3 separate regions of the Homo sapiens genome follow, and all the other regions are linked to region 1. Evidence: chromatin loops called from intact Hi-C (ENCODE). Cell type or tissue: heart right ventricle. All regions are shown on one strand.

Region 1 (8,000 bases):
CAGGTGCCACCAGAAAGTCTAGTGTTCAAAAGTCTGCTACAAACACAAGGAGGCTGAGTGCCACCTTGTGCCCCTGTCGCAATACCTGGTTACCCGCCCACCCCAACACACCTGCGCTTCCCCAGGACGGCCTCATTCACAATCCCTTCCTCTCTGGTGGTGTTGCAAGCACTCCATCATGAACATGACTCAACTGAGTCTTCTTAGTGTTGAAGAGAAACTAAGCCCAGAGGGAACAGGCAGTTCCCCCAAGCTCCCTCAGGACATGGTGAGTCTGGGATCTGGACCCAGGCAGGCTGGCTGTGCAGCCAGGCCCTTCACTGCAGCTGCCCTTCAAAGAATGCCTGGCTGTGCAAAACAACCCTGAACCACCTCCTGTCACCACTCATGAGGCCTGTCCTGCCCCTGCATGGCTCACACTTGCCAGTCATTGTCAGGACTTACCTGCTAGAATCACACAACCTTGATTCTTGACCTGGTTCTGCTATGAGCCTCGCCCATAACACCCCTCAAATCTATAGACCTCCCCAAGCCCCAGATTCTTCCTTGTCAAACGGGGGTTGTTGTGAAAGACCCATGAGGCAGCACCTGTGTGGAGCGTGTGGTGGCCCAGGGCCCACCTGCGATCACCTGCAGCACAGGTCCCCAGCCTCTGCCTGTGGACCCTCGCTGGCCCCAGGAGCACATGGCCTATGCTGGGCAAACTAGAAGCACCAGGAGTTCATGGCCAGGAGCAGGAAGTGGCAGTCAACACCCAGTTTTCCAGTCCTCCAGAGGGCAATTCTGACACGTGACGCAACATAGTGGCTTAGACACCCCCACTGGAGAAATTGAACCCCAAGGTCCTCAGTGATGGCCTTGTCTGTGGTCACCCTAATCCCCGGCCTTGCTCCCTTCCAGGTTTCAGCCCCACTTCCTCACGGTGCTGCTGGATCACCGTCCATGTTAGCCGCTTGCACCCGAATCCTCAGCTCAGGGTCTGTTTTGGGGCGACCTTATATTAAGAGAGCAGAGTCTGGCACCTAGTAAATACTAAGCCCTCAGCAAAAGGTATGTGTGTGATATAGAGGGAGAAAAGATTCATACATACACATATGTATGCATATGTGTACCAATATGCACTTGTAAATGTGGAAATCTAGATGAATGTACATGTGTTTATCTGTATGTATATATGTGTGCATACAGATATGTGCATGTATGTGTATATCTGCTATTTTTCTATATCCACATATGTGTATGTATGCATATAGATGTGTTCATGCATGTATATATGTGTGTATATCTATATCATTGTGTCATGCATGTGTCGATGTCAGTGCATGTGTGTATATGTACATGAATGCACATGCATAAATGTGTATATATGTGTGTATATATGCATGCATGAGCATATTTAAATATAGATGTGTGTATATGTTTACATAGGTGTATGTGGGCATGTATGTGCATATATGTATAGGCATGTGCATATAGGTGTGTGTTTATACATAGACATGTGAGTATATATGTATATATCTATATGTGTATATATGTATTATACATATATGTAGATGTGGGCATAAGTATTTGTGAGTACATGCATGTGTACTGTATATGTACGCATCTATAAGGATGTACATTTATGTATCTGTAGGTCTATATGTGCATGTGCATGTGAGTGTATGTGTGTACATGTGTATACATAGGTATGTGTGTATATATGAATGTGTGTCTGTATGTGTATTCATCGTGTGTATATGTGTGTCCATGTGTGCATGTGTTCCTGTGTGTGCATATGTGTTCCTGTGTGTGCATATATGTACATACGTGTGTGTCCACAGCTGGGTTGTGAGAGTCACACAGCAGGAAACAGGTGTTCCCTGACTGCGTCCCCAGAACGTATTCTCCGAGGGCCTCTCAATGACTCTCTGCTGGCCTCACTTTCAGGCCCCCACGCTGGGTCTTATCCCACCTCTCCCTGCCCTCGGCTCCTTCTTTGCACAGGTTCCCATTCACCAGAGGCCCCCGGCTTCCTCCCCACACCAGGTTACCTTGGGAAGTGGGAAAGCCGGAAGAGGAGACCTCACAGCAGAGCCTACCAACAGCTGCTCAGTGGCAGGACCCAGGGCGGCTGCAAGGAAATGAAATCCCCTCTCACTTAACAGCCTAATAAGGATTTGAACCTGAGTCTGCCAGGAATTTCAGTTTAACTGCTTTCTCAGATGTGAAGAACATGTCTGGGCTTTCAAGCATGCCCCAGGGAGGAGCCGCGACAGGCTGAAGGGGAGGATGGCGCCTGTTGCTGAGGCTCCACCTGCCTGAGCTTCTCTGTGAGGCCCCGGAAAACAGCACAGGCCTGGCAGGGGAGCTAGATGTGCAGATGAGAGGGGGCAGCCGCCCCAGGAGACCAGCGCTTGTTGCGGGGAAATGATGTCAGCAAGACGCAGCGGCAGCAGCAGCAAGGAGTCACTTAAGGACATTTCCAGCTGCCCTGGGCAACCTGATCCTCCTGGGAGAGGGGCCCACAGACTCAGAAGGGCTGCAACGCTCAGAGCCCAATCCTCAGGGCTGCGCACTTAGCCAGACAGGCTGAGCTGCATGAAACTGCTTTGTCATTCACACTGGGCCATTCACACTCTCCCAAGTGGAGTCCTCACCCCTGATCTGCCGGTTGGTGGCCAGGCCCAGGGCCCCTCACTTCCTCCTTCCGCCTCATGTGTTCTGCTCAGCCACATTGGCCTCCTTCTAGTTCTTCAACAAGAGGCTCATCCCCCTCCCAGGGTTTGCTCTGGTGCTCCCTCTGCCTGGAGTGCCCTTCCCAGCTCCTCACAGGTGCGGCTTGTTCTGGGCAGTCAGGTGCTTCAGGCTTCCCTGCCCCCCTGCCACCAGCCTCCTATTTAATTTCATTCTTGCAGCTGGCCCTTTTCTACTTTGTCGTGTTTAACTCCCTACCATTTATTTTTCTCCTCTCTCCCTGGAAGGCGAGCTCCCTGGTCATCGTGGGCCTTCCGTGTGTTTCTCATGCTGCGTCCTCAGAGCCTAGAGGCATGGAGTAGCTGCTCACTGAATCCTCACAGAATGAATGAATGATTGACCACACCCATCACATTAGGCCTTATGGGATTATTATCAAGAACGCCCTATTTAATGATGGGGACATGCTGCCCCACTTCCATCCCTGGGCCTTGGTGCACAGGCCAGAAAGTCCGAGACAGACCATCTGTCCTCCCTACAGGGGACCAACTTGCACAAACAAATGGGCATCAGCACCCACTGGGAGCAGCCGTGACCCCTGGGTCCTCGGTACCAGCCACAAAGCCAGTTCTGAGTTTGTTCAGAATCCTGCTTAGAATGAAGGATGCTCCTACACCAGAGATCTCTTAATACGACCACCAAACACCACGGGATTTTCAAAGGTAGCTGCCACAGCCGCCGCACACAAGCTCTGTTCCTGGCTTGCTTCTGCCATCTGCTGGCCAGTTGATAAAAGGCACCGGGGGTTATTTTCCAGTCTCTCTGAGGCTCTTGTTTTGTGGGAGGAACTCATCACCACCTTTATCTTCACAAGGGCTGCTTGGCAGACCTGTCCCATAAGTAGTGCAACTTGGGAAGATCCTAGGCCTCTTGTGGGTAGGGCAGTCATCCAGTCCTGCATCTTATGACTTCACACGTTACAAACGTTAACTTGCTAAACACTCAATGTGAAACCTAGGAGTAAGGGACAATTATCTTTACTATCTACAAACAAGGATGTTCAGGCACAGAGAGGCTCAGTACATTGTGCAAAGTCACACAGCTACAGAGTTGTGAAGCCGAGATTGGAACTCAAGCAATAAGGCACTTTGATGGCAGGCACCTTAATGGGGGGTGGGGGAACACCCTTTACCAACAACCATGCAAATGGCCCAGGTGCTCCTGTGACCCCTGATCCCAGGGGCTCCACCAGAGCACCAGAGAGAGAGGGATGTGGGAAGAGCAGAGGACAGAAGAGGACACGTGCATCTAACCACTCGGAGGACAGGAGAAGGCACCCTAACCTTCTGAGCTGCCATCTTCCAATCAGGAGGAGGGGAGCACTGGATACATAATCTCAAGGCTTTCCCTACAGTTCTCTCAACAGGACAGACAGGCAGGGGTGCACAGTGGTTAGAGCACAGGCTTTTTGGTCAGACAGAACTGGGTTAAAGATCAGACACGTCCACTCACTCTCAATGAGTCCATATCTGTAAGCCTAAGCTTCCGTCCTCACACATGTTGATAAAAGAAAAAGAAAAAAAAAGGCCAAGTGCAAAGCTTTTAGCATTGTTTCTGGTTCAGGGTATGGACTTAATACTGTTTTCTATCATTATAACCACACTAAAGGCTCTGAGAAGTCCTGCAGGAAGGAAAACTACTTGTCTTTATCTCAGCCATCCCCAAGCTAGCTGCCCACAGAGCCACCATGGAGCCCACAGCTCTGTCACCCCACAGGGCCCATGTGCCTGGCCCATTCATGTTCCCTCACACGGGAGCCTCAGGCCCCAGTGGAAACAGACTCAGGAGACAAACCCAGGCCTCCTGCTCCCAGCTCCCCACTCTGTCCTTCTGCTTCTACATCCAACTACCCCCAAAGCAGTTTCTACAATCCATAAACAAAAGAATTCAGAGACAATTCTCCAGGGCTCCCAAGACGACATATTTCATCTGTGGCTTCTACAGTGCTTATTTGTCAGTTTTACAGACCAGAGGCAATTAAGAGTCTAAGGCCGAGAAGGCTGTTTTTAATAATTCTGTCATTATTCTCAATTTTCAGCACCACCACACATGAAAAACCCATTTCCAATTCCCTTAAAGGTGTTAAATGGTTTTTGCACTGTGTTGCAAAAGTTTGCCGTCCGCCAAACTGCTACAAAGTGGGCTTGTAGCGTCCGGTCCTGAGCTGTGGGAACGACTTGGTCGGGGCTGATCCGCTGGAGCCCAGCTCTTTCCCCAAGCGTTCAATTCCCAGCACATGCCGCGTGGGTCACTGTGGATTTCAGGGTGGACTCACCGCGCTGCTGGGTGTTGCAGTCCACGCGATTTCACAAGACTCCATGCAGGACACCTCCACCCGGCCCAGGCTCAGGCAGGATATGAACAGGAAACCACTGTTTCCTGCCGATCAACACCCAGGAACTGATGAAGTAACCCAGTGCCCAGCCCCTCTGACAGCCACAGAGCCAAGAAGAGGGAAGTGAGGTGGCATCCAAGGCAGCCCCTGAAAGAACTAAGCAAGGCAAGTTCAAGGGGTTCAGGGCTCTGCAGCAGCTGATGGGGAGCAGGGAGGAGCATTCCGTTTTCAGGGCATTGAAAGTCCTTGAAAGGAGAAAATTTTATAAGGAATGACAAGGCCTGGATGCAGAAGGTGGGAGACCCCTGCCCTTGATAACCGTCATAGTTACCAATGACAACTATGATAAAGAGATGACTTTCTGTGGCTCCCACTTGCTGCCCTCTGTGGTTCCAGGCACATCACAGAGAACTCTTCATTTTCATGAGGCCCCATAAGGACATCCCTATTACTATGATCCTTATCAATATCCTGATGTTACAAATGAGGGAACCAGGACACAGAGACGCTGAGGAACTTGTCTGAAGTTACATGGTGGAGACATAGCCTGGGACGCAGCAGTGAGAGGGACAGACGAGCCCTGCCCCTGTGCACCAAGCCATCTGCTGGGGACGCAGAAATCAAACAGCTCGTGGCTGCCCTTGTGCCCAGCGCTGTGGGCATGAGCGAGCTGCTTTGAAGAGACAGCGTGGTGACCTGCCCTGCTGGCCCAGGCAGCATCACACGGCAAGAAGGCGGGCTTTGAAGGGTTTTAAACAGAGTCGTGTTCCCACGTCTGCAGTGAGAGGGCTGCAAGCCTTTGTGTTTTTCACACGGTGTTACACAGCGTTGGGGTCCACGGACCTGCCTCGGAAGCTGCTCATGGGCAAATGGACGACCACGGGTGGGGAAGGAAATTTCCCCCAAACACACACATGCTTCACCCAGAGCAGCCAAGCTGTTTGTGTGTTTGTGTGTATTCACGTGTGTATGTGTGTGTGTGTGTCTTATGCCTAATGGTTCATTGAGTTTAAGGATCTCTCAGCTCCCTTGCAGCACAAATGTTTCATAATTTGGTGGTTAGCGCGCAGTGACCAGGCAATACAGGTTCATCAAAATGCACCAATGAGACAGAGACAGGAGAGGATGTTTTGGCAGCAGACAGACATCCAGGAGGCCTAGCACACCCCCATCCCCCGGCCCCAACCTCAGAGAGATAATCAGGGGAGCAAAGGGCATTAGTATGAAACGACCAAAGAGACTTAGCGAGCAACGTCAGACTCCCTGCAACACGCGTGCTGATGGGACAGAGGGGGAGTTATTTTTATACTTCAGAAATAACCAAGCATTCTGCATGCCCAAAGCCAGTTTGGGTTTTAAATACCTTTCATAATTTTTCTGACTATGGAGGTAATACATCCTCAGGGCATAAAATTTAGAAATTATAGAAGAGTATTTTTAAAAATCCAACCATTGAGCAATAACCATTATAAAAATCTTACTGTTTTCCTTTCTTGTCATTTATCTAGGCTCATACAGATATTTGGGGCTTTTTTCACAAAACTAGGAAAATGTTAAAATATATATTCTAATATTGTCTCGATTTTATTATTAGATTTATCATAACCATAAAAGATTTGAACACTTTTAACGACAGCGTATTATTCCATTTCCATGGAATTACTGTAATGAATCTCCTACTGTTGGGTTTCAGTTGCTTCCAAATTTGAATGTAAATAATTTGGGGGCAGTTCTCACTCCATCAATGGCAGACTAGGTTGAATACAGCCGAGGTTTTGCAGGCACACACTATGCCCAAATTAAAGCCACAGCCCAGGATGTTGGCCATGGAGAGATGATGCTTTCAACTGTATCAACTCTTGAAGCTGGTGAACCATGGCTTCTCCCCTTCAGGCGCTGGCAGACCTTCTCCTCACACTCTTGGCTCTTTGCTGGGCTGACAACTCCCTACTTGCCCTGCAGGCCTTCCCTGAGCTCTGGGGTCTTCTTTCTGCCCCCTTCCATAGCTCCCCGTGGCTGCCACATCTCAGCACTGACATCCTACGTGGCTCTTTGTCCACACCTAGCTCCCTAGACCATGCACCCCTTGTGAGCTAGGTCTTTGTCTTCCACATGGAAGTTCTCACTAAACACTTGAATAAAGGAATGAATAAACAAATGAATGAACAAACAATCTAACAAAGAAGGAGCACATGGGCTGACCTTGCAGGGCTCTCACGCCAAATCCTGGAGGCGCCTTCTGCAGCCGTTTCTGTCTCCCAGCCAGTCCACCTGTTGCTCGGGCTGCTACTCAGAAGTGGCGCGTACAGGAAGCACGTGCTTGTTTGTGCTGGCCCCATGTTTGTTTGCATTTAGGATCACGGAGTTTACTCAATTAATAAATAGAGTGGAGAGGGGGTACTGCCTCTGTTTGGCAGACAAAACAAACAGAGGAGAGGGGAAGATGTCCAGGGCAGATTTCTCCCGCTTTCAATCTTAAATAAATAACCAGTTTCCCGATGCTAATTTTTCCTCTTTATGATCTTGTCTATCTGTGCACAGACGATGAGGTCTGATCCCTTGTGGTCCCAAATGCCACGTGGCAGTGAGCTTCCAGGCCACGTCCCTATTGCGCCAGAAGAGCCCATGTGTGTCTTTGTGAGCATGTTCATAGTTAACCTTGTTGATCATTACATGAACGTGTTTAATCCTTACCACAAGCCTGGGAGATAGGAACTCTTACTGTCCAAATTGCACAGATGGGCAAGCCGAGACACAGAGAGGTAATGTAACTTGCTCAAGACCACACAGCCAGCAATGGCAGAGCCTGGATTTTAATCCTGACAATCTAACTTCAAAACCTATACCTGTGATCACCAGCTAGTCCTCAATAGCCAATGTGCTGATTTCTAAAGAAATTCCAGCACATTCCCGCCATATATAAGCAGCC
Region 2 (8,000 bases), 150 kb before region 1:
TGTGATTTCGGCTCAACACAAGATCCTACGTGCAAGCCAGCTTCCCTCAGAACTGCCAAGTCCCACATCATCTCCTAACATCTGACACTGGCAGTGAGAAGTCTAATGCCGATCTGAACTGTGTTTCTTTGCAAGAAACCTCATTTTTCTTTCTGGGAGCTTTTGATATTCTACTCGGCCTTGGTTTTCTGAAAATTCAGCACAATGTGTCCAGCGCAGGCCTTTCTTATTTCTCCTGCTCCCAATGCAGTGGGTACCTTCAATATGATGACACGTGTCTTTTTGTAACTCTGGAAAATTTTCACTGATTTTTTCTTTTCAATTCCTTCTCCACATTGCCTCTTTTCTTCCTTCCCAGAATTCTTTAACTAGATGTCCATCGTGGAGATTCATTCTCTATGCCTCTTATCTATCTTACATTCTCTCATCTATCTTACACATAGAATGTTGGTGCATTCTAGAAGAATCCCTTAAGCTTTAGCTATATCCATTCTGCTACTCAGCCCATGCATGGAGCTTAATACAGCATTTCAATAATCCCATTTTTAACTTCTTAGATCTCTGGTGGATTCATTTACATCATAGATGATGCTTTACATACTTGAATCTCTCCAAAGTACCTAAAGTTGCTCCATTTTCTTCAGTTTGCTGGGTTATTCCCATTCGTTACATTTTGGTTCTTCAGTTGGATGCATTTGGAGTCATGCACCCCACTGTTGATTTCTCTCAAGTGTCTGCTGATGTGTGATGATTTGCTTATCTTTATGTGTTAAACGCCCTGGTTTCCTGCCTGGTCCATTTATTGATGCCTGCTTTCTGAGATTGTGGGCAGGGGCAGGGCCAGCTGCTGCTGGCTGACAGATCTTGTTTTCTGGGTGTGGGAGCCACCCTGGCTCTCTGGAGGTCACTGACTCACTGGCTTTGTGACCTGGAGCCCTCACTACCCGCTTTGGCCTCAGGCAAATATCACTCCTACTTGACACTGTGGAGAGATGGAAAGAGCCTCCTCCCCGAATGAAGACCCTCAGGTAACCTGCTTGGCAAAGCCCCTGAACCCCACCTCCACCCTCCCGCCTGCCAGGTCTTCAGCTCTGGACTCTTTCCTGCCCTTCCCGGACCTTTGCCTGTGTTTGCTCTGGCTTCGTTTCTCTGAGTGGCTGATTTTATTTGCCTTTTAACTTTCAAGACCTCCTGGTCTACTGTTGTCACTTTATCTCGTTTGGATTATAATTTGCACTGTCGTTTTGCTCTTCCCATATGATTTGGGATGGGATTTAACATGTAAGAAAAATAAATACTATTTCTGTGGTTACATGACTTCCCCAGTGTAGAGAGGGCCAGGAAATGTACGAAGTCATCAATACTGATGCCAAAGTGTGGTGTCGGAGGTCACCATCCCCAAAATGGATTAAACAGCACAGACGGCCCATTCCATGGAGTTAATCAGCTTAATTGTGTTTCTTGGCATTACTGAATTTGGGGAAATAAGTTACTCTAAGTAACTTCAAATGTTAAACGTCAGATCACCAACATCTCATATTAAATTTGGAAATAACCCTTCACTAATCAAGAGAAACATGTACTCAAAACGGAACAATTGATATTTTCCTCTTCTATTCTCTTCTTCTCCTCCACCAATAAATTTTAATAAGGAACATGTAACTCCTAAGTTTGTAAAACTAGATAAACAAAGTGCTTAAAAATCTAAATTTTTTTGTTTTGTTTTTGTTATTACAACCCAAGATACTCTTCACATTAAGGTTAGAGGTTGGGTTTGGTTACCATCCCAGAGTTCCGCGTGGGAAGTCTTTCAGATTTCTTCTTTAATTCTTCTTTCGCATTTGGTTTTCTTCAAACAGGATGAGAGAAGCACACAGAAAGAAGGCATTCACTTAATTTTACAGACTATTTTTCCTGGGTCCTAGCTTAGAGAGGAGCATCTTGACCCATACGTCCTCTTTAGCATCTTTTGTGTGTGGGGAGGACTCAGCTGCCGAGATGCTGGCAAAGGTGTGGATGCCATTTGCTCCTCATGTGCTCATTTGTGCGTAATGACAGGAGTACACTGGGCAATGAGTTTGATGAGAAATTGAAAAGGCAAAAGGTGAACGGCCCACATAGCCCTTCTAATGTAGGCGTTGAAAGAGTGTAATTTCCTGGAAAGCAACTTCAATGTCAGATTGAAATGCCGGTTTCAACGTGCTCTTCATGCACTGACTCCCTAAGCCTGGAAGAAATGCCCTCTCAGGGGTGCCGTCCCACACAGAGAGCAAGTGGGCCTCCCTGTTTCCACTCTCTGCCCTCCCCAGTCATTTTCACCAACAGGCAGAAGGATCCTTTCAAAATAGAAACCAGATCCTCTCACTCCCAGCACAAAACCTGGCAAGGGCCTGCCATTGCCCTCAACCAGAAACCCAAAGTTCTCACATAGCTGATGATATGGTTTGGATCTGTGTCCCCACCCAAACCTCATATCGAACTGTAATCCCCAGCTGGGGCCTAGTTGGAAGTGACTGGATAATGGGGGCTAATCTCCCCCTTGGTGCCGGTCTGATCATGAGTGAGATCCCCTGATATCTGGCTGTTTAAAAGTGTGCAGCACCTCCCCCACCCCCTTGGTCCTGCTCCTGTCCTGTAAGACGCCTGCTCCCACTTTGCCTTCCGCCGTGATTGGAAGCTCCCTGAGACCTCCTCAGAAGCAGATGCTGCCATGCTTCCTCTACAGCCTGTGGAGCCATAGGCAATGAAACCTCTCTTCTTATAAATTACCCAGTCTCGGCCAGGCATGGTGGCTCAAGCCTGTAATCCCAGCACTTTGGGAGGCCAGGAGGGAGGATCACGAGGTCAGGAGATCGAGACCATCCTGGCTAACATGGTGAAACCCCTTCTCTACTAAAAATACAAAAAATTAGCCGGGCATGGTAGTGGGTGCCTGTAGTCCCAGCTACTCAGAAGTCTGAGGCAGGATAATTGCTTGAACCCGGGAGGCAGAGGTTGCAGTGAGCTGAGATTGTGCCACTGCACTCTAGCCTGGGTGACAGAGTGAGACTCCGTCTCAAAACAAACAAACATATTACTCAGTCTCAGGTATTTTTCTTTCTTTCCTTCTTTTTTTTTTTTTTTTTTTTTTTTTTGAGACAGGGTCTCCCTCTGTCACCCAGGCTGGAGTGCAATGGTGCGATCTCAGCTTACTGTAACCTCCATCTCCTGGGTTCAAGTGATTCTCCTGCCTCAGCTCCCCACCCCACCAGTAGCTGGGATCACAGGCATGCACCACCATGCCCAGCTAATTTTTGTATTTTTTAGTAGAAATGGGGTTTCACCATGTTGGCCAGGCTAGTCTCGAACTCCTGACCTCAGGTGATCCTCCTGTCTCAGCCTACCAAAGTGCTGGGATTACAGGCGTGAGCCACCGTGCCTGGCCTCAGGTATTTCTTTATAGCAATATGAGGACTGACTGATACAGCTGGGGAGCCCCTCTGTGATCCAGCCAGCTTCCCCCTAATCACCCTCCCTCACAGGGCTGCAGCCACAAGGCTTCCAGCCGCTCTAGGATTCTGCCAAACCTTTGCACTTGCTGTGCCTCCAGCTAGGAATGTTTTCCTTCCAGCTTCCCCCACCATGGCTTCCTCAGTCAGTGGAGGTTTCTGCTTCAATGCCTCCCTGCAGGAGCCTTCCCCAGCCACCCAGTGATGACAGGAGCTCAGGGAGACTCTCCATCGCCCTCTTCTGTTCTGTGTCCTCTTAGGACTTTCTTACTCTCTGACATCATAGATTCACATGCTTGCTTTCTGTCTCCCACATTAGAACATAAGTTGCACGAGAACAAGGGCTGTGTTTTGTTCTCTACATAGTCCCCGCATCTAGAACCCAGCCTAGCAATCAGGAGGGGCTCAGTAGGTATTAGTGGGTAACCAAATGCTTCTGGATTTTAAAATAAAATTTAAAAAGGACTGTGCCTCATAACTGTACAGATAAATTCAATTTCCAAAGGATTCATTTGACATAAAAGTATGACAAAAGGGTTCCTCAAAAAGTTAAACATCCAATAACCATACGACACAGCAATTCCGCTCCTAGGGATATAACCATGAAAATTAAAAGCAGGGACTCAAACAGGCACCTGAATACCCATATTCATGGCTGCATTATTCACGGTAATCAAGAGGTGGAAACAACCCAAATGCTCTTCAATAGATAGAAAGACCAACAAAATATGACATAGCCACACAATGGAATATTATTCAACTCTAAAAATGAATGAAATGCAGATACATGCTGCAACATGCATGAGCCTTGGAGATATTATAAGTGGAATAAGACAGACACAAAAAGACAAATATTGTATGATTCCTCTTATGTAAGGTAACTAAAATTGGCAAATTCACAGAGACAGAAGCGAGAATAGAGATAATCAGTGGCTGAGGAGAGGGAGAAAATGGGGGTTATTGTTTAGTGGGTACAGAACCTCTGTTTAGGATGATAAGGAAGTTCTGGAAGTGGGTAGCGATTATGTTTTCACAGCATTGTAAATGTACTTAATGCAATATACACACACACATACATATATACACATATATTCATATACACACACATATATATTCATATACACGTATATATTCTCAAAAGAAAATGGTAAAGCACTTACTCTATTTGCTTTGATTTTATGAAATTAGATGAAGTTATCCTGAGATTTTTTTTTATTAGATGAATCGGCACTAGTAAGTCTTTACCATCTGTTTAACTTAAAATTCTAACAAAAATTCTTGATTTAACATTCCTTATTGGTTTTATAAAGATGAGTCCTGATAATTATGTACATAAGCCAGTGATGTCTGATTTTATTATGCAAACAAGAGAAAATACGTCAGATGCTTTCTTATTTTTCCCAGTGTCATTTGTAAATATTACTCAAAGTTTTTACCCACATTATTACTTCTGTTCCCTCAGGATTTAAAAAAAAAAACACTTCTACAAACGTTTGTCAAAATTGGGAGCACTTTAACAAACAGCTCTCAAATGTAGTACCTTCTAACATGTCATTAAATATTCTCCTTTGAATATCATTTAGACCTTTTCAGTTACATTGGGAAATTCTCTAATATATTTCCATAAATTATAATGAATAATGTCCTGTTAAACTTCTGGGGGTTTCAGCTCATGTGTGATGTGAGTAATTCAAGTTCAGTTCTGCGTTCTCCCTGATGTCCCCAGTTCCTCACACCAGCCATACCCATCAGGGACAGAGCCAGCTCCACCAGGCATTTCAAAGGATTCCAAGCTCCGTGTTTGAGTGGTCATTGTGGGTGGAAAGGCGGTGGGGGAGGAAGGCTTGAAAGCCTGGTTTACTGTGGCTGAGGGTCTGGGTCACCTTTGTAAAACTCCTCAGAGCAATTACAAAAGCATTTGCATCCATAGGTCCTCAATAAATACCATTTGAATGAATACCCCAGGGTTTTGCAGAGGCTGTTACTCCATCGTGAATGGTGGGAGACAGATTTTAGTACAAGGACAAACACTTGTTTAATTGCCGTGCATTTTTTAAAAATTAAGACAAATTAAGACATTCGTTTTTCACTGATAATAAAAATATGAAGTGTCTTTTAAAAATACATACCTTTAAATTTTAAATGTTTATATTTAAAAGAATGAATTGACTTGCAGTGTAGGATTTGAAAACCATCCATAGGGTGGTACATAAATAACTGAACTGGCTGGGCGTGGTGGCTCATACCTGTAATCCCAGCACTTTGGGAGGCCAAGGCGGGAGGATCACTTGAGCCCAGGAGTTCCAGGTTAGCCTGGGTGACATGGTGAAATCCCATCTCTACAAAAAATACAAAAATTAGCCAGGCATGGTGGTGTGAGACTGTGTGTAGTCCCAGCTACTGGGGAGGTGGAGGCAGCAGGATCACTTGAACCTGGGTGGTGGAGGCTGCAGTGAGCCGTGATCACGCCACTGCACTCCAGCCTGGGTGACAGTGAGACTCTGCCTCAAAAAAAAAAAAGACTGAATTGAGGGCAACACTAAACTAGTAAATGTTCATTGTTAGCCATCAGAACCTAGAAGCTGGGAGGACAGAGCAGAGGGCACGGCCCACTGTGTACAGGAGCCTCACAGGCCCCCGAGGCTGGCTTTGGGGTGTTGGAAGAAGTAGAGCTTGGAGCCCACAGCTGGGGGACACCCGAACACAAAGGAGCCCTGCAGCCTCCTGCCTGTTGTCAGGACCCAAAGGAGAAATGTAGTTTGCAGGATCCCACAGCATGATGAAGCCACGAGCTGATGAGTGGGCTGGGGCAGGGGCAGTGGCTGAATATCTGCTGCAGACTGGCCGGGCTCACCCACCCTTTGTGTGAAACGGCCCGAGGCTGCCTTGCTTCCCCTCCCCTGCTACCTTTTGCCCACACTAGACATCACTCCCACCTAAATTCTGAACTCCTCTGTCCTTCCAGCTCTCCTGCAAATTCCTTTCATAGTTGGGGTGGGACTCATCAGGCCATCCCTGCCCAGGCTTGCTGCATCTACACCTTCTTGCCCACAGAGGTCCAGGCTCCCTGGCCTTGGAGGGCCTTCTATGGTGGGAGGTTGCCAGGCCTAGGAAGCTACAGGCCTCGAGTCAAACGTCTTGCTCAAGCCAGTAGGAGTTGACAAAATTTAAAACTAGAGCTCATAGACCTGCCACAAATAAATGGCAAGTTTTTTATGATCAAGATTCCATTCTAGCCTGCATCCTAGGAGGATTTGGCATCCCTGATCTCTGGTTCTCTCTAGACTCCGATTAACACCACCGGCTGTCCATCTTCCCAGCTGTCGGGACTTAGCAAAGGTACTAGTCCTTGCTGTGCTTCACTTTTCACATCTGTAAAATGGGCTTAATCATGATATCTATGTGGTGTTTGCTTTGTAATGATTAAATGAGATCATCCAGGAGCAGTGATCAGCACTGTGCTAGATCAGAGCAGATGCTCACTACATGTCAGCCATCAGAAAAGAAAATAGAACAGGCCTCCCCATGTTCCCTGTCTAACAATGAGAAAGACATTGGATGAATCCCAACTGAAGGATATTCTACAAAAACCCTGACCGGACCCTCCTCAAAACTGTCAAGGTTATCAAAAACAAAGACAGTCAGAGAAACTGTCACAGCCAAGAGGTTCTCAAGGAGACATGATGACTAGCTGTCATGTGGGGTCCTGGATGGGCACCTGCAAGAGAAAAGGGACATCACAGAGGAAAAAATAAGGAACTCCACATGAGGTTTGGACCTTAGTTAATGAGAATGCATCAATATTGATTAATTATAACAAATATGTCATACTGATGTAGGTTGTCAATAATGGGGACAGTTGAGCTTTCTGTGGTGTATTAGTAGTTTTTCTATAAATCTAAACTATTCTGAAATAAAAAGTTTATCAAAAAACGAAAAAGATTGGAACAAAAATGTAAGCCTCTCTCCCAAAGACACACAGCTGGCATAAAGAAAGCTATGGTTTAGGACCCACTTTTTAGTGACCTGGGAGCCTGCACGCCATCCATTCGGGGCTGCACCTAGTGTTATTATTTAAGACAATTACAGACTGAAAGAGGAAAGCTGGAAAATGCAATGCTCCCAGTAGGGCTTTAGGTCTGCAGTCACCTAAGTGGAACCACAGTGGTGAAGAAGGGTTGTGGATGGGAAATAGCAGCCCACAGGTAAAGGCAGAGTTTAAAGGACCAAATCTGCTTGTCCACAGATCACGTAAGAACAATACCCTGAGGGTGTCCAGAGCAGCCATGTCCCTCCCTCCTGCAGCCACAGCCCTTGCTTTGGAGAGACTCTAGGGCAAGTCAGGCTTGTCAGGACGGAGTTATCTGCCCAGAACAACTGTGAGAGTTGGCAGGCAGCTTCTGCGACTGGTGCCATCCTCTCCTTTGTCAGGACAACCCAGGGGCCTGTGGGGGAGCTGCCTATAACACAGGAGCCCTTCCTCTGCCCAGCAGTGCCGGCAGACATCAGGAC
Region 3 (8,000 bases), 1.1 Mb before region 1:
CTTGGAATTAATATCTTGCAGCTCTTAAAGCCCTGGGAAAAGTTGAGTATTAGTCAGGTATTTAGTTGCTAAGAGACCGGTAGAGAAGCAGGCGGCCCGGCTTGGAGAAGATTCTAGCAGTGCCGGATCCTGCAGGGTTTGAAATGTTTGATTTGTGGAGAACAAAGCTCCTTCTCCCCAACCCCCCAATTTGTTTTTAAACAAAGAGTGGGTCTCCAATTTCTTGTCATGGTTCCCTTGTTCTGTACTCAGCCTCCTTGAATATGAAAACCAAGCCTAGATTTTCCTGTCTTAACCCTCGGGGAAGGGGCTTCTTGGGGTCTTGGCTCAGCATACCTGGTCACCCTTCTCCTTCCCCTCCCCCTGGTGGGGCCCATTTGCCATATTCCCACCACCTGATCTCACACCTGGCCACAGCTGGTTGGACCATGGTGTGAACACACGATCCAAGTTGGGACAGATTCTGTGTCCTGGGAATTTGGACCTGGCTCTGAGGGATTCTTGTATAAGTGTCTCTCCAGCACAACAGGACGCCGACTGAGGGACCAGGGGCCATGGTGCGTACCGCCATTGGAATGGGCAGCAGAGACAGCCACAGAGGGGCCAAGCGTGGCTTGGAAGCTAAGAGAGGCTGGTGGTGTTGCCTCTTTCTGCCCGCCACCCCTTTCCTGGGCCTGCGCCTCTGACCTGGGCCTCATGAGATGCGGGGTCCTTTGTATGAACCCTCCTTCTCCTGGCTTACACTAGCTCAAGTTGTCTTCTATTTCTTGCAACCAAAAATATCCCAATTAATCCCTTTCTGTTGCTGGAGTACACTCAGAGACACATTTGCATCTCCCCCCCTTTTCCCCAGGGACCTCGATATGCAGAGTCTTCGTTTTCAAACATCCTCTGAGTCTTAAAACCTGGACTTGCAGCCTCTGTGCCGCTTCCATTCGGGGTTCTCAGAAATCCAGGTTAATCCCCTTCTATTTCTCATTACCTGGCAGACCTCTGGGACTCCCCACCAGAGCCCTTCCTGGCGGATGAGGTGCCATCTTGCCAAAGATGGGGATCGCCAGCTATTTTTTGGAAATGTAGGTTGATTATAACTCAGGGTGTTTTGATGTTAAGCTACAGTTTAGGGCATATTTTAGCAGAGTTAGGCTTGGGCCTCACTGGGATCTCAGTCCTGGCTCCACTATTAACTGGGTACATAGCCCTGAGCACATTATTGAATCTTTTTAAATCCTCAATTTCCATATCTATAAATTGGGGAAAATAATATTTTCTGTTTTGAAAATTACAGGAGGGGTTCTATTGTTAGGAGTTGAATTGTGCTCTCCTAAAATTTGTATGTTGAAGTCCTAACCTCCAGCATCTCAGAATGTGACCTTATTTGGAGACAGGGCCTTTACCAAGTTAAAACGAGGTCACTAGGGTGGGCCCCAATCCAATATGACCAGTGTCCTTAATACAAGGGGAAACTCGCTTGTATTAAGGGGAACACACACAGGAAAACGCCATGTGAAGATGAAGGTGGGGATCAGGGTGAGGCTTCCTCAAGCCAAGGAAGAGCAAAGATTGCCAGCAACTACTGGAAGCTGGAGAGAGGCCTGGAGCGGAGCCTCCCTCACAGCGCAGGAGGAACCGGCCCTGCAGACACCTTGGCTTCAGACCCCTGGTCCCCAGAACTGTGAGACGATGCAGCCCTGCTGTTTATGCTCCAGTCTGTGGGCCTTTGTTGCAGCAGTCCCGGAGAGGAAAGCGTCCATGTAAAGTGCTCTGCAGGGATGGGTGTGTGGCCAAGGATCTTGGCAGGTATTGTCACTGCCTCCCCCAGTGTCCCCTTCCTTTGGGCGGTCTCCTTGGGCTGCCTTACATTCAGAACCTCCGTGGCCGAGCCAGCCCTGCCTCTAAGCTCCTGCTGCGAACCGCCACTCTCCTGCCTGGGAGATGCCTTCCGTGGAGCCCGGCACAGCATGGGTGGCTGGAGCCTAGAAGGCCAGAGGCTCCTGGGCCACGAGGGCCCCCAGTTGAGCTCAGTGCATTTCTGGAGGCTCAGCAGGCCCTGAGTGCCCTTCTCCACACTGTGCCCATGGAACCCCCATCTGGAGCTGCGCCCCCCTCACAAGTGAAGCAAGGCACAGAGCAGATGAGAATGCAAGGTCCTGGCCTGGTGTTTTCTGTTGGTGAGGTCAGGGCAGCCTCTGCGGGACTGGCTGGTGGGAGAAACAAGGCCCAGAGTCCAGCAGGTTCTCTACCCTCTGCCCTGGAGCCAGGGAGGGCTGAGCCTCAGCTTCCCCCTGCCTGTGGCCTTGATGTGATCCACTGTCTCCTCCAGCCCTGCCGCCCTGCCCCGAGGCCATCCTGAGGTCCTTGTCAAGTGTGGTCTGGAGGCTCCACTCTGCATCCAGGCGGGAGGGCAGGGCCCACCCTGGCCAGTGCTGCCACTCCCGCCTCAGTCAGGGCTGGCACGAGAGGGCAGGACTCCAGTCCCTGATGCTTCTGTGTGTTTTTCCTTCACCACTTGTCACTTGGGACTCCTGGGCTGGAGGGACGTGCAGGGTGGCTGCTCTGTTCCTCTCCTGTCCCCTTTCCAGGGATCAGGTACTGACTCCATTTGTGCCCAAGCACGTCGTCCCCTCCCCTGCATGCCTTTTTTCCTACTCCTCATCCCTCTAACTCCTGCCTGCTGGCTTCTCCCTCCTGGCAGCTCACCCAATTGCGCGGAGGTTAATGATGCTTTGTGAAGATGTTTCGCATCTCCCCAGAGTCAAAGCAGCCATCATGTAGGCCGTCATCATGGTGACGGTGTAAACAAGGTGGGTTTCACAGTGTTCCCTCTCTGATTACTGAGGCTCTCACTGGGACGGTGTACTCTAAGATCAAGCCGCTTTACAGTGAGACACACAAAGACAAGCTCAAGTCCATCCTCCCCCAGATCCACCAAGGTGGCCCTCGGTCCAAGTAATTTTACGAACAGGAGTTTCTATTTCAGAAATCTTCCCGAGAGAAAACTCTAGAAAGTTCAAAACCCCAAAGAATTCTCCAACAACTAAAAAAAAAAACGAGCAAGTTTAACCGTTTCAACCATTTTCATTCTCCTTGTTGCTAAAATGTACAACTCCTAAATGATTACTTAAAAAACAAAACAAAACACCTTTTGGCAAGGAAAACAATAAATTCCCTAAATAATAATGTGTTTGTCCCTGCCACAAAGGGAGCATAAGTGTGTACACATGATGATATTTCCAGATGTGGAATTTCAATTAATTAGACAGAGGGTTCTCTGGGGTCAGCGTCAGTGTAGTCAGCTGAAAAAATATCTCCCAAGGATGTTCACATCCTCATCCCTGAAACCCATGACGATGTCACCTTACTTGGCAACAGGAACTCTGCAGGTGGGATTAAGGATCTTGAGATGGGACATCATCCTGGATCATTTAGGTGGTCCCAGTGTCCTCATAGGGTTCTTATGAGATGGGGCAGGAAGGTCAGAGTCAGGGAGAGATTGGAAGATGCTGACTTTGAAGATGGAGGAAGAGGCCAGGAACCAAGGAGTGCAGGCGGCCGCTAGACTCTGGAAAAGGCAGGAAACGGATTCTCCTGCAGAGCCTCCGATGTAACACAGCTCTGCCCACACCTTGATTTTGGACATGTGACATCCAGAGCATGTAAGAGAATAAATTTGCATTGTTGTAAGTCACTCCCTTTGTGGTGGCTTGTGACAGCAGTGGCCGGAGACTCAAATGGTCAGCGTGTAGAGCACAGGCACGGACCTGCTCTCGCTTGATGGAGCGCCCACAGTGCTCTTCAACCCTGCCCTCTGCTCCCTCTTCCAAACACAAAGCAAAACTACTCACTGCGGGGCGGAGGTCCAGCTGTGGGCAACAGGGCCGGGCACTGGAAGCTAAGCCACACAAAAAGTGACCACGTGAGTCTCAGAGCATCACACTTTATCCCCAGCCTGGCTTTATTATTCCTTGTTGCACATTTCCCCGTGCGACAGGCTGTGCAGCTTTGCTTGGGTTGTCTCTTTCCTAGGGCATGGATGTGCAATAAAGCCAGAGGTTCACTCTGCTTGTGGCACGGCTGCCTCTTCAGTGAGCATCTGCTGGGCACATAGTAGCTGCTCAGTAAATATTTGCTGAGTGAGTGATGGTGTCCTGCTAATGAGATCAACATCTCCAAGGAGAACCAGACTTTTGGCCGTGTTGTATCATTCTGATTGTATCCGGATCAAAATTAAATAAGGTACACAAGGCAAAGTTTGTCCTTGGCAGGATGTGGCCCCTCCTCAGGTGAAGCCAGGCTTCCCGCCTGAGCCCTTTCAACCCCCTGCTTTTCCTTCCGCAGCCCAGGACAGGGGTCATGCTGTCCTGGAGGAAAGTGCTTTCTGGGGGGTCCTCTGGCTGGATCTGATTTCTAAACATTTTCATTAAGGACATTCTCCAAGGTGCGCATTATCACCCCAGGTAGCAAGTGCCGGCTGCTCTGCCTGGAATCACTTTGGTTAGCCCCTGAGCCGGCCGGATCACCATAGCTCTGTGTAGTTCAGATCCGTGTCAGGGTCCTGGAGAGCGTCAGGCCTGTTTGGAATCACCCAGGGCTGTCACTCAGGGTGAGACCGTGAGCCTGTGCTGTAACTCGGGGAAGGTGGCCAGGTCAGGGAGCCATGGCCTTTCTCAACAGAAGCCACTTCATGCTCTTCCTCTGGAAGGTGTAGCTTTTGCTGTGGGGGTGGCTGTTCTAAGTTCTCCCGGGTGATGGTCTGAATCTTGCTGTCAAGCGATTGGGGAAATGGTGGGAAAGTGTGTTACTGCTCATTTCTGGGGCCGTCTAATGCCTCCTGCTGGGTGGTTGCAGAAGGGCTCATTCTATAAAGGAACCCCTGAGGCTGGGTCATTCATAAAGAAAGAGGTTTAATTGACTCACAGTTCCACAGGGCTGAGGAAGCCTCAGGAAACTGACGATCAGGGTGGAAGGTGAAGGGGAAGCAAGGACCTTCTCCACAAGGTGGCAGGAGAGAGAAGTGCGAGCAGGGGACACGCCAGACACTTACGAAACCATCAGATCTCTTGAGACTCACTCACTATCATGAGAACTGCATGGGGGAACCGCCCCCATGATCCAGTCACCTCCCACTGGGCCCCTCCCTAGACATGTGGGGATTATGGGCATGACAATTCAAGAGGAGATTTGGCTGGGGTCACAGCCAAACCATATCAGACAGCAAATAGGTGAAATCAAAATAAAGACTAAGTACAGTGAATTACAAAACTAAGCAAAACTGAAACAGGTGGAGTGTTGGGTGCTGAGGTCCTGGTTTCTTGTGTGCATAGAGATAATTTGTTTGCTTAAGACTTTATTTTTTATTAATGTTATTTTTAATGAACATTTATGGGGTACAAAGTGATGTTTTGATGGATGTATACAATGTGGACGGGTTAAGTCAAGCTAATTAACATATTCGTCTCCTCACTTACTTACCATTCTTTGTGGTGAGGCATTTGGAATTTGCTCCTAGTCATCTTGAAGAATTAATTTTTTTAGAGTTGTTTTAGGTTTCCAGCAACATTGAGCAGAAGGTGCAAAGATTTCCTACATAGTCCCAGCCCCCACATACGCACAGCCTCCCCTGTTATCAACATCCCCCACCAGATGGTATACTTGTTAACAAGCAATGAACCTATGCAGACACACTGTAATCACCCAAAGTCTGCAGTTTATATTAGGGCTCACTTAGTGTTGTAAGTTCCACGGGTTTGGACAAATGTATAATGACATGTATCTCCCATTATAGTATCATAAAGAGCAGTTTCACTACCCTAAAAGCCCTCTGTATTCTGCCGATTCATGCCTCCCTCCTGCTGACCTCTGGCAACCACTGATCTTTAGATCGTCTGTGTAGATTTGTCTTTCGCGGAATGTCATGTAGTTGGAACTCTAGGGTGTATAGCCTTTTCAGCGTGGCTTCCTTCACGTCGGAATGTGCATGTAGGTTTCCTTCATGTCTTTTCCTGGTTTGACAGCTCGTTTATTTTTAGCCCTGAGTAGTATTCTATTGTCTGGATATTCCATTGCTTGTTTATCCACTCACCTGCTGAAGGACATCTTAGTTGCTCCCAAGTTTTTGCAACTATGCATAAAGCCGCTATAAGCATCTGTGTGCAGGTTTTTATGTGGACATACGTTTTCAAACTTCACTTGGGTAAATGCCAAGGAGGGCGATTGCTGGATCGTATGGTAAGAGTATGTTTAGTTTTACAAAATACCAACATACTGTCTTCCAAGTGGCTGTCGCATGTTGCGTTCTCAGCAGCGATGAGTGAGGGTTCTGTTGCTCCACATCCTTGCCAGCATTTGGTGTCATCCGTGTTCTGGACTTTGGCCATTCTAGCAGCTGTGTGGTGGCATCTCGTTGTTGTAATTGGCATTTCCCTGATGACGTAGGATGTGGAGCATCTTTTCATGTGCCGTTTGACATCCACATGTTTGTCCTCTTTGGTGATGTGTCTCTTAAGATCTTTGGCCCATTTTAAAAATTGGATTATTTTCTTACCATTGAGTTTTAAGAGTTCTTCCTCTACCAAATATGACCATTAGAGCTAGGAAATAAACTCCAGAGGAATGTCAAAACATTGACTCAAAATGACCCCCATTCTGTTAAAAAGTCAAAGCTCAAAGACAATGCAAACCAAGAAAAGTCCTTCTCTGCAGGTTGTCAGAGCCTTGTTCTGAGGCTTGGTGGCTCTGAGGAGAGAGGCAGCGGTGCTGGAGGAGAAGGAGCCTGTGGTGAAGAAGGGCTGCAGCTGCTAACTTCATGGAAACACAGGGGCTGTTAGGTACCGCCCGCAGGAAATAAGGGTTTTGTGCTGGAGTTTGCCTTTGTCCCCAGCATTGGCTGGAATCTGGCAGGAGGTGAGTATTAATGGCATCTTCTATGGGGCACTTATTAGGTGATGAGAACTGGGCCAAGCCCCTTTGCGTGAATTGGTTTGTTTAACAGCCCTCGGTGATACTCTTCTCTCTCCCTTGTTGCAGGTGTGTAGGCAGATGCTGGGGAAGTGGGTCACTTGCGGGAAAGGGCAGAGCTGGGATTCACCCCGACTCTGCCAGACTTTCCAGCCCAGGTTCTTCGCTGTGTCATTGTTTTGTGTCTGCCTCACAGGATATGAGACAGATGAAGTGGTTCTGGTGATGAGCGAGGTGACGTGGGCGCTGAGGAGTCAGGATGTTGGAGCTGGAGGGAGGCCCTGGGATGGAGCCTCTGGAGGTCCAAACACTGGGCAGCTGGGAACAGACTGCATCTGAAAGCAGGCATGGGCTGGAAGCGAGAGGACTGGACCACAGTCAGGGTGTGGAAGCTCAGCTAAGAAAAGCCTGGGCGGCCAGAGCCAAGGGTGTGCGGCAGCCTCTCCTCCAAGCTCAGGAGAGCCAAATGGTAAATTTGCAGGGGTTGTGCTCACTGGTTGTTGAACACAGACATTGTAAACATTAAATGATATAAAATTACAAGTAAACAAATCGTATTAAAAAGAAAGGTCATAAATACTCAAAAATGTATAACTTTTTAATTACTTGACTACATTTTGCTACTATCTATGTGGTGAAGATTATGAATTGATTTTACTGGGGATGGTAAAACACTACATCACTGTCTGCTGCTGTACCTCTCTTCCCAATGTTACATTCAGTAAAGTCACATAGATGGCTTGAAGTTGACCACGGCAGGAAGATTTACACTATGAAAACTGGCAAATGCTAAAAATCGGGGCTTTTTAAAAACTTTTTTTTTTTTGCTTTTTTGAGAGCTGGTTGTTAAACATTTGCTAGCAAGCATGCTGAGGATTGCAAACACTGGCGTGACTCACGGAGGTTGTTTCCAGCCCTGGGAGAACTTAGGCATGTTACTGTGGACCCTGGCATGGGGGGCAGCCCCAAAGGAGGGAGCTCCCCAGACCAGCTTGCTGAGTCATGCAGGGGCCTGGGTGGAACCTGCAGGGGCCTGGGCCGTG

Evidence for each region. A loop is a pair of places that touch in the nucleus more often than their neighbours do. Peaks named below come from ENCODE experiments on the same cell type or tissue, not always from the same donor. Only the 100,000 strongest peaks of a DNase experiment are listed, where the experiment ranks them.
Region 2: it touches region 1 in a loop (5-fold over the local background); 30 of 110 quality-filtered maps call a loop at or near these places.
Region 3: a loop joins it to region 1, with 9 times the contacts of the local background. A loop is called at or near these places in 23 of 110 quality-filtered maps.

What each region holds. Positions count from the first base shown.
Region 1 is chr20:60,053,020-60,061,019 of GRCh38, reverse strand. It overlaps LINC02910 (long intergenic non-protein coding RNA 2910), which reads right to left and starts at 5,095. Exons shown (of 4, transcript NR_161293.1): 1 at 5,012-5,095; 2 at 2,034-2,113. RefSeq lists enhancers at 2,315-2,564, 2,271-3,072, 3,168-3,347, 3,358-3,407. In heart right ventricle, a CTCF peak has its summit at 3,457 (motif pointing left); DNase peaks (open chromatin) are centred at 2,329, 2,409, 3,459, 5,059 and 1 weaker place; H3K27ac peaks cover 2,283 bases.
Region 2 is chr20:60,202,111-60,210,110 of GRCh38, reverse strand. All of the region lies in intron 3 of MIR646HG (MIR646 host gene), which reads right to left. Among named protein-coding and RNA genes, the nearest start is that of MIR646HG, 68 kb to the right of the region's middle. In heart right ventricle, a CTCF peak has its summit at 3,726 (motif pointing left); no DNase peak of the experiment used is centred here; H3K27me3 peaks cover 692 bases.
Region 3 is chr20:61,117,834-61,125,833 of GRCh38, reverse strand. No RefSeq gene overlaps it. Among named protein-coding and RNA genes, the nearest start is that of LINC01718, 43 kb to the right of the region's middle. RefSeq lists an enhancer at 2,044-2,689. In heart right ventricle, a CTCF peak has its summit at 4,992 (motif pointing right); a DNase peak (open chromatin) is centred at 5,019; H3K27me3 peaks cover 1,639 bases.